3 separate regions of the Homo sapiens genome follow, and all the other regions are linked to region 1. A link is a contact called in ENCODE Hi-C or POLR2A ChIA-PET data. All regions are on one chromosome and are shown on one strand. Each heading gives the region's core, a stretch centred on a gene start or an enhancer-like site at or near the end of the contact. The rest is flanking DNA. Distances are from core to core; before and after follow the strand shown.

Region 1 (3,184 bases), core at 172-2,671:
AATACCTAGATATTTGCAATTTTAAATCCTGTGTTTTCTACTTTTAAATCTTTTTCATATTCATAAATTTTTAATGGTTGTATAATATTTCCTTCAGTGGAAGTAATATAATAATGGTCTTGGTTTGCTTCATATTTTTCACAATTAAAAAAACAAACCTGGAATAAGCCTTTCTATCTACTGAAAACAGCCTTTTTATATTTAGGATTAAAAAGAAAATTATTTGGTGAAAGGTTATTAGCAATTTAATAACCCTTGATACAAACTGCAAAGCTGCTCTCCAAAAGGAGTGTCCTAATCACAATACAGGAGAATCAGTTTGCTTTATTTTACACTTACTTCTACGAGGTTATTATCATTAAACTTTTAATTTTGCTATTTGAGAATCATATAAGCATTTCTTAGTAGTCATATCTCCTACCAACAAGTACAAGATAATACTGCCTTTGTAGAATGACTTACAGTGTGCTAAGGTCTTTCATTTTCACTTAATCCATACCCTGTGAGTTATTATTTGTGAGGTGGGAACCTAAATTTCAGAAAAGTGGTTTGTTCAAAGTCATACATCTACTAGGTAAAATGTTTAAAAGAAGAATGGACTCTGGCATCAGTTTTGTGAGTCTGAATCTTGTTTCCACAGCTGTGTAACTGCCAAGTTATTTGAATCCTCCAGCCCTCGATTTCCTCATATATAAAATAGGGATAATAGTACTTACCTCATAAGGATATCGTGACTATTAAATGAGTTATTCTATGTAATACATAAAAGCACTTACAGTAGCATCTGCCACATAAGTCCTATCTAAATGTTGGCTGCTGTTATCATTAAGATGGTGGCAAACTACGTGTTTTAAAGGGAACTAAATTTTGTTGTATGTCTACAACAACTGTGTGATCGATGTTTTTACCGGGTTCTCTTATTTAACCTTCTCAATTCTTTGAGACAGGATTTTATGCTTATTTCTGCCTATTTTGCAGCTAAGGAATAGGAAGTTCTGAGCAGTAAAAAGTAGTAGACTCTCAATCTGCAGGTGACTGAAGCTAGGAGAGGTTAAGTCACTCGACGCAGCGGCGAAGGCTGGGACTCGAACCCGGGCCTGACCCCAAAGCCGGCGCTCTAGACTAGGGCTACGACGATTTAAACAGAAACATCTAGAGACCGAGCGGCCGTGTTACGACGGGAAGATTAGGTGTTCCCTGCACCTCTGTCCCAGCACTTTAATGTCGCCGCATTGTCTTTGTCTTTTTTCGAGCAGAGTTTTACAAGTTCCTGGCCCGAAAACCCCCCTGTCCCTCTCCATCCCCACAGCGGACTCCTCAGGTCCTCAGCCCTCACCTGGCCCGGTCGAGCTCCAGACCTGACCATCTCTCGCCGCCTCAGAGAAGCCCAGACCGAGGGAAGTGAAGCCTCACGGTAAAAAGAATTAACCGCCGTGGGCTCCCGGACCTTCTTGGCCCGCCCGCCGAGCTTCCGCTTCCGGAAAGGATCCCGCCGAATGCCGCGCTTCATAGTCTCCGACGCGCCTCCACTCCCTTTCTCCTGCTCCAGGCCCAGCGCCTTGGGCGTACGCAATAGACCCCTCCAAGCTTCCCGGCTTGTCACCCACCGGCAGGGGTTGGGAGAAGCCAATAAACGGCGAACGGGGCGGGGCCAAGGCATGGCTGGGGCGGGGCCGGGGCGGAGCCGCCGAGAAAAGAGTTAAGCGGAGGTTCCAGGACTTGCGGTGGGGAAAACGGGGACGAGGACCCGCCAGCGCCAGAGGATGGGACAGGGGTAGGAGGCGAATAGGTTTCAGAAGGAATTGAGCGCGACTTTTTGGGTTTTCGCTCTTTATTTTTAGTTTGGCATCGTGTGCCTTTTGGAAGATTTTGTTCTTGATATTCTATAAAAATAAGACCTCGGGGTTGTTACCTTTGCGTGTGATGGAAATTGCAGAATTATTCCCTGTGGCCACTGATCTCAGAACGGTGTTCATTAGTTGGGATTTTGGGTTTACTTCCATGCGTACTTGTCTCCTCTTATGTTGAGGTAATTACTTTTGATGAAAAATGACACAACATTCTTAGTATTGGCATGTGCACTCATTTTAATGAGGATTTTAGTCATTGGTTTTTAAGGCATTGAGTTTTGGGTTAATGATTTAAATCAAGTTGAAGAGAGATAACTCAGTTTATTCCATTTCAACTGTCACCCAGGCAGGAGTGCAGTGGCGCAATCTCAGCTCACTGCAACCTCTGCCTCCTGGGTTCCAGCGATTCTCCTGCCTCAGCCTCCTGAAGAGCTGGGATTACAGGTGCGTGCCACCACACGCGGCTAATTTTTGTATTTTTAGTAGAGACAGGGTTTCACCCTGTTGGCCAGGCTGGTCTCACACTCCTGACCTCAGGTGATCCGCCCGCCTTGGCCTCCAAAGTGCTGGAATTACAGTGGTGAGCCACCATGCCCGGCCTCATTTCTTTTTAATGGAGAAAAGAGCTACGCTTTAAAAGTCTGTTACAATTAATGTCAAAGCCCAGGAACTAAAATATGTCCACCAAAATATCACACACTTATCCTGAGTGATTTTAGGAAATGAGTATTTCACAGATTTAGTTTTGAATTAGATCAAACTGTGAAAACCTCTCCTTTCCTTCCCCAGCCCTCACATAACTTCATAACTTGCTGACATATTCACCTGAAATTAAGGGGTTTTTTTTAGTTAAGTTGATATTTTTTGAATTCATATTGATTTTTCTTAATACATGTTTATTTTAGAAAATATAGATAAGCAAAAAGGAAAAGACCACCCATAACCCCATTACCCATGAGTTATCACTTTGAACAGCTTGGTGCATTCCCTTCAAGATTTTTTCCACCTACATATATATGTATAAATGTATTACGACAATATGAAATAATAGGTATTACTGTAACATGCGTGTTTTCTCTTAATATCTAATCAACATTGTTTCTCATTAGTCTACAATTATAAAATGGCTGCCTGGTGTTCCATGATTCACTTCCCTAGTGTTGGGAATGTTATGCCCCCACCCCGTTTCATTTTGTTGTTTGCTATTATAAATAATGTTGCAGTGAGCTGAGATCTGCAAATGAACTAGATAGAGAGTGGAGAGCAGAGTATTCTAAAGATGTGGAGACAGCATGATGTTGAGAAAGAGAAACCCAGAGAGTTCCTTGCTGCTG
Region 2 (3,184 bases), core at 417-2,916, 200 kb before region 1:
CATAGCTGGGATTTTTACAGTCAGGATCTTCATCAAGAGCCAGTAAAAACTCTTTGGTCCTGTAGTTTTCAGAGGGCTGCCATGTATAGACTCTTACTTGACTCTTGCAGCTATGACGGAGATGTCTTTGGTTTGGATACCCAGAAGCAGAACCTCAGATAGGGCTTCAGAGACCCCTTCCTGCAAGTCCTCACCAACACTCACAGCAGCTGGGAATGGGCCTAATGAAGGTATACGGGTAGGGCACCAACAATGTCCACAACAGCTCACAAAGCCAGTCGTTTTACTGGGCCCATGTAGCCTAGAAAAGAGGCCTGGAGAAGTAGATGGTTTGCCATGATCTCACATGGCAGCTTAAATGGCAGATTGGAGACCATAATTTTGGTTTCCAGGTTGAGTGGTTGTCTCCATGCCTCATCGTAAATTCATGTTTTTGGTGAGGTAAGTTCTGTAGAACCAAAAGTATTCATAAGCGTCTATCTCCAAGAGACCCTAAATCCCTTATAGGTTAAAGCAATATCTGCTCCCCACTTTTGGAAAGTGTCAAATGGTTCACCAAGGTTATAATCACACCATAAGCAAGTCTTGGGCTATTCCCTTGTTTTCGTAATAGGACAGGATTGGTGCCTGCCAGGTGTGTACCTAAGACACCCCTAGGAGAGTCAGTGTGGTACAGAGAGGCTAGTATGCAAGCCAAGGCCTGCACACTCTGGGCCTGGCTTGGTGTCCTAGCTTTCTTGGGTTGTAATTCCTTCCTTGTATTAAGGAGGAAATTGCTTTTGGTATCTAAGGTTCCTCCCATCTCTGAAGTATTATGGTTTTAAATGGTGACCCACTTAGCTTCTTAGGGAAGATTCTTTCCTTTCCCCTGCATTCTCCTCTGGGTCCAACCCACAGCCTTAGTACCCTCTAATCCTCCATATGAGAAAACCAAGTAACCACAGAAGAAATGCTCACAAACATGAATAGACAGCCCTGAGTTTTCACCACAATGAGTTTTGGAAATGGCACCAAAGAGGGTCACTCTAAGGAGAGAATCGCATTCTTGACACAGTAACCACATTTAATTGGAGGTTGTATTCTTGAACAAAAGCCCGGTATCAAATAAATCAAGGGTATAACCAACAACTTGTCATAAAAATAAAGATATAGTCACCATAACCCCTATAATAATTTTAAATAGTAAAACTGTGCTCCAGCTTCATAAAATGTCCTCAAAAACCTTTATGGCCTCAAAAGGCCTTTAAAAGGAATGAGGGCTCATTCTGTGCTTGCTGAAGGTTGAGGAGAAAGCTGAGCTGCAGGCAGGCAGTCGCTTGGCCACTGCATTCTACCTGCCTGTCTCACTTGAGAGGCAGTTTCCAGAACCTGGTGCTGCCTTGAGATTTACTTAATGACTAAAAGCAAAACATCTGTTAGAGCACTAAACATTTTGGTTTTTCTCTAACATATATCAAGGGCTTTCAACTTATCCTCAGTTGCTTAGGACGGGCTACCATAGCCTGTGCTCAGAGCAGGGGCAAATTCTTTGTCCCTATAGGTCCTCCAAGACTCAAAGCAACATATCCATCTTCTCCAAGCTTGGTGAGTAGCAGAAAGGGGGTGATTGTGCTGATTCTGCAGATCTGCCGCATGTCTTTTTTGTCTGGCAGGGCCTGGCGCAATGCACACACTACAAACCCACACAGCTGCAGGGCACAGCTGCGGTGGCCCAACCGCAGATAGGTCACATGAGCAGGAAGAAGGAACTGAGGCTCTGCCCACATCAGGGATGGAGGAAGACCAGGAAGGAGAGAAAGCAGGATTGAGCTGAGGCCAGGGAGAAAACAGACTGCCCAGCAGGACACTGGGGATTGGGAAGATGCACCAAGAAGATATGAGCAGTGAGCTGAAGAATCTTTAGGGCTGGGAACAACAGACCCGAGGGGTTGCCACTGAGTATTTACTTGATTGTTAAGTAACTGAAGGGATGCTGGGAAAGGCTGGGCCTGGAGGAGGGGACATTAAGGAATTCTTCTAGATGGACATCTCCCCTAAGCTGACAAAGCCTCATTCTGCAACACTGTCTATGTATTCATGATTGTTGCCTGCCTGCCTGTAACACATTACTGTGAACTTCTTACCCTGTTACAAGTGTTGTTTCTCCTATGATAAAAGACTAGAAGAGGACTGGTGATTAAAAACTGAAAAATAGTAGGAAATAAAACCAATGGTGCTGAGGGATTAGCTGAAGAAGAATCAATCTTCTTCTGCCCCATCTCCAAGTATAAGCTCACTCAGATAATAAATGGACGTGGTTGCACAAAAAAAAAAAAGAAGGAAAACATTAACACCCCAAACAAATCAGACCACAGAAAATGTCTATAAAACTTACCTCATGGGTATGTTATGAGGGTGAAGAGTGAAGGGTGAGCCAGGGGCATGGCATGACCAAGCTTCAGAGCCTGCGTCTGTGTCAGCAACTGGCACTCAGCCCCATAAGCAGGCAGGCACTTAATTAAGGCTTTGAATAATCCCATTGCCAACAGTCAAAAGCCTTAACTGAACCCACAGAACCCATCAGGAAGAGACCATACCAACTAAAAACAGCAATTAGTGAGAGGCTTAAACTGCTGGATGCTCCCCACCCCCATGTCCAACTTGTAAACCAATGAGGACAAAAGTGCTTCCGTGTAAATAAAACCAGAATGCAGAGAATTGTTCCTCTCAATGGCTCAGCAAATGCCATGTGGGTCTCCAGGGACAGATGCTCAAAGTCTCTTTCTCTGTGATCAGCCACTCTCACTTCCTATGGCATGCTTTCTTTTCCTATGACCCGAGACATAGGAATCCCTGCACCTCGACATCTGCAAGGCTGAGGACTTGTTTCTGTCACTGAAAACACAAGGCAAGTTATAGCTCCGTAGCTGGGGGTTACAATTCAAGCCCTTCTGGACCGCTTAATCAAAAAGATCTATTTCCTTTTATCTAGACCAACCTTATCAACACATGCAACTTTTTGATTCCCTTTTAATGATATAAGCATCTAAAACCCTTTGGAGCAGCCAAACAAAGATACAGATTTTTCTTTCTTTCTTTCTTTCTTTTTTTTCTGAGACACGTTCTCACTCTGTTGCCCAGGCTAGAGTGCAGTGGCACAATCAGCTCATTTTGCAGCCTCGAACTCCTGGGCTCAGGTGATTCT
Region 3 (3,184 bases), core at 193-2,692, 180 kb before region 1:
TGGGCTCTCCAGAAATTGTATCTATGTGAACAAATGAACCAGACCTCAGTGCTATCGCTCATGCCTGTGTAGATCCCCTACACCACTTTGAGTATACAGTTAAGAGGAAGAAAACCCCAATCTGGTCTCTTTATCTCTCATCGGTCATTTTGCCACTCAGCTTTGTTTCCATTTCAAGGCAGACAGTCGAGATAATTGGAAACACGTTAAAACAATAGGAGCCTAAGGCCTTATTAGTAGAGAGACAGACATATCTAGACAGGGCCAGCCATCTAGTAAGTAAACCATCACTGAGAAATTTTAAAAACACAGACACTTAAAGAACTTACAACAAAAAATAATTCTATTCATACAGTTCCAAATCCTCTTCTAATTTTAGGTAGTGAACACATTGATGGATTTTCTATGGTTGTGATCAGAGTGTGCACAGTGTTTGTTCTACTTTTCTTCCTACTTTGTTATTCACACGCATTTTCATTTATGGATATAGCTACCACAATGACAAATAGGTGATTATGTAATATTTGCCACATTGATGTGTTTGTATAATAATCTATCTCCTTTTGAGTACAAACTAGTTCCTTTTTTGTTATTAAAAATAGTGCTTTGGACATCTTTGTAGCAACTACATTTTTTCTTCTCCTTTAAGAGTTAAGTTATAGTGTCAAAAGCAGAATTCTTGGCAAGGCACATCAACAGTTTTATTGCCCTTGTAACATTCTGCCAATCTAAGCCCCAAGGAGGCTGAACCAATAATCAGTACTTCCAACAAAGGAAAACCTCACCTGTTTCCTCACAGCCCCAGCAGTGGGCTCTTGGTATCTTATTTTGCTAGTTTTTTAGGTGCATAAATACTTTTAAGGTATTTTGATTTCCATTTGTTTAAATGCCAGCAGAGTTGTGTAATTTTTTAAATGCAGTGTTATATATTTTCCATGCCCGGACTTTGTCTACACTTCTTTCACTGTAAACTGTGTATTCATCTTTGACCATCTGTCAAATAGAATCTGGACATTGAACTCAGACAGCTGTACTGAGTCTTCTTGCAGGCATTTTTATTGTGCTTTTAAAAAATATACAGAAGTAATTCCTGTCTACTGTTTACAAAAAATTCAAGCAATAAGAATGTGTACAAAGTAAAAGGTGAAAGTTGAGGGTATAAAATGGCTAAAGGTTTCTTTCCTTCTTTATCTTTCCCCTCCGTGCAACAGTATTACTTCTCAGCTATAACCCTTGACATAATCTTTTTTTCTTTTAATTATTTTTATTTTGCTCTGTGTCTATTTCTTGATTTAAGAATTTAGACAGCACTTAGTGGAGTCCCACAGGAGTGATGAGAAATTTCTCTGGCTTACGGTGCCTCCCTCTTCCTGGCCTTGACTTGATTTTTAGATCTTTTATTGGACATTTATAGCATAATCACTAACTCCAATGCCTACAGAGGCTGGGCAGGAAACACATGTAGGGAATGTGGGCTGGGACAAGAAATGTCACGAGGCCCTTCCTGTCCATTTCCTGCTTTCCCATTATGAATATAGACTTGGCTAGGAGAAAAGCAAGGTCCTCACTGGCAACAGGCACTTGTCCTTAGTGTTGGGAGATGCCTTGGAATGGTGGGGACTATAACGACCTGGAAACTAATGTCAGACACAGTGACGGCACCCTCTGGGCCAGTGTGGCCATGTGGAAACATTGCCAGCTCTCATTTGTAAAGAAAAGCCACTTATACACGAATCATATATGTACATTTTCCATTTGCAAATCTTTGCTCAAACTTTTTGAGAACACCACTGGCCAAACACAAAAGGTCTGTGTGCCAAATACGGCTCATGGGTTGACTTTCTTTTTTTTTTTTTTTTTTTTTTTTTTTACCTCTGTCATTATGGTTTTAAGTCACATACTTAAACCTGTTATTTGATCCATCCATTTTAGGTGGAATCTCTTTACTTCCCACTGTGTAAGATGGGGACATTAGTGTCACTATATTTTTCTCTTCCTCTGTTTTTCTGTCTCTACCTTACCATTCACCATCCCTCTACTTTCGGCTTGCCAAAACTTACAGGATTTACTTTCTGTACTGTAACTATAATGAACACTTTTGACTTTTGTCTATGGATTGATTTTTAAAAACAACAATTTTCTTATAGCAATATTATATTGTATAAATGTTGTTTTCAGACATCTGGTGTCCATGAATTAACTGTTAACCATCAGTGGCTGAAGAACTAGTTTCCAAATGCAGGTGGCTTCTGTGGATTTTCTACCTCTTGGGAGTAGTCCTATCTCCCTGAATGAGGGGGCGGACTGCAAGCCCCACATGGGGAATGTCTATTAGCAGGCTTCACATAGAGGACTTGGTCATAGTCACAGGCTTGGTCATGGAGCAAGTGGGCAGATGATGGCACATCCAACACACTTCCATCCTGTTTCTTATAAACTAACATCTACAGCAGGAGCTTCAATTCTCTCCATATACATGTTTAGTAAATAGGCTTTCCTTTAATCACCCCGACTTCTGCCCTACATCCACTCCTAATCTCCAAATCCTTTAATCTCAAATATATGGCTGAAGCCTCACCCCTTAACTGTTCTGCAGGCAGAGCTAATATGTCCTTCAATGCAATGCCAAGAAAATCTCTCATCCACTAATGTCCCTCTCACGTTTTTAGCGCAGCTATGAATGCATTCTCTTTGGACTGCTTCATGTTTATTTCGATGTCATATTTGTCAGGAAGGGAAGTTAAGACATCTGTTCAGTCCACCATTTTGAACCCAAAGTGACCACCAGCTGTTGACTATGGTAAATTTTCAGTAATACTTGCCCTGCCACTTCTCATACTGCTGCTTTCCCTTTGAGTACTTTGGAAACTCTGTGACACCTGGGCTACCAGCCACGTGGAATAGACACCTGTGGAAAATTTGGGAGCACATTCAAGCTTGCTGGGATATCAAGGTTAGCATTCTACAATGAAGATGAAGGACAAAGATTCTCTCATCAACAGATCACATTTTTCTTTGAATGAATCTTGAGAATTCACTTAATTCTCAAGAATGTAATGCCTTCATTTTATTGTGAATGGGACAACTATTTCCAGTCTATCTTCTAGCTGTGGGTTAGTGATATACAGTATGGGAAGTTGAATTATGTGTGAGAAGGCTCTCAATCAGCCCTGTCCGAAAGGAC

Evidence for each region. A loop is a pair of places that touch in the nucleus more often than their neighbours do. ChIA-PET counts read pairs that join two places held with the same protein, here RNA polymerase II (POLR2A). Pooled maps may share reads with other maps.
Region 2: a loop to region 1 is called in a map of Calu3, with 2.6 times the contacts of the local background. The contact joins the enhancer-like site here to the promoter of CCDC14 in region 1. A Hi-C loop is called at or near these places in 4 of 168 maps with a recorded cell type or tissue (Calu3, HepG2, MCF 10A and 1 more), 12 of 37 single-sample maps with no recorded cell type and 7 of 50 pooled maps. POLR2A ChIA-PET finds 5 or more read pairs at or near these places in 2 of 52 experiments (BJ and H1).
Region 3: a pooled map shows a loop between it and region 1 (2.0-fold over the local background). The contact joins the enhancer-like site here to the promoter of CCDC14 in region 1. A Hi-C loop is called at or near these places in 1 of 168 maps with a recorded cell type or tissue (mammary epithelial cell) and 1 of 50 pooled maps. POLR2A ChIA-PET finds 5 or more read pairs at or near these places in 2 of 52 experiments (PC-9 and activated CD4-positive, alpha-beta T cell).

Annotation. Positions count from the first base shown.
Region 1 is chr3:123,959,808-123,962,991 of GRCh38, forward strand. CCDC14 (coiled-coil domain containing 14) reads right to left here and starts at 1,422. Exons shown (of 13, transcript NM_001366335.1): 1 at 1,337-1,422. The coding sequence starts at 1,366. RefSeq lists a silencer at 1,430-1,740.
Region 2 is chr3:123,755,750-123,758,933 of GRCh38, forward strand. All of the region lies in intron 4 of MYLK (myosin light chain kinase), which reads right to left. Among named protein-coding and RNA genes, the nearest start is that of MYLK-AS2, 68 kb to the left of the region's middle. Within about 2 kb of position 1,667, at least 8 of the 41 ENCODE cell types and tissues checked have a DNase peak (open chromatin) inside an H3K27ac peak, as active enhancers do.
Region 3 is chr3:123,782,534-123,785,717 of GRCh38, forward strand. All of the region lies in intron 4 of MYLK (myosin light chain kinase), which reads right to left. Among named protein-coding and RNA genes, the nearest start is that of MYLK-AS2, 94 kb to the left of the region's middle. Within about 2 kb of position 1,443, at least 4 of the 41 ENCODE cell types and tissues checked have a DNase peak (open chromatin) inside an H3K27ac peak, as active enhancers do.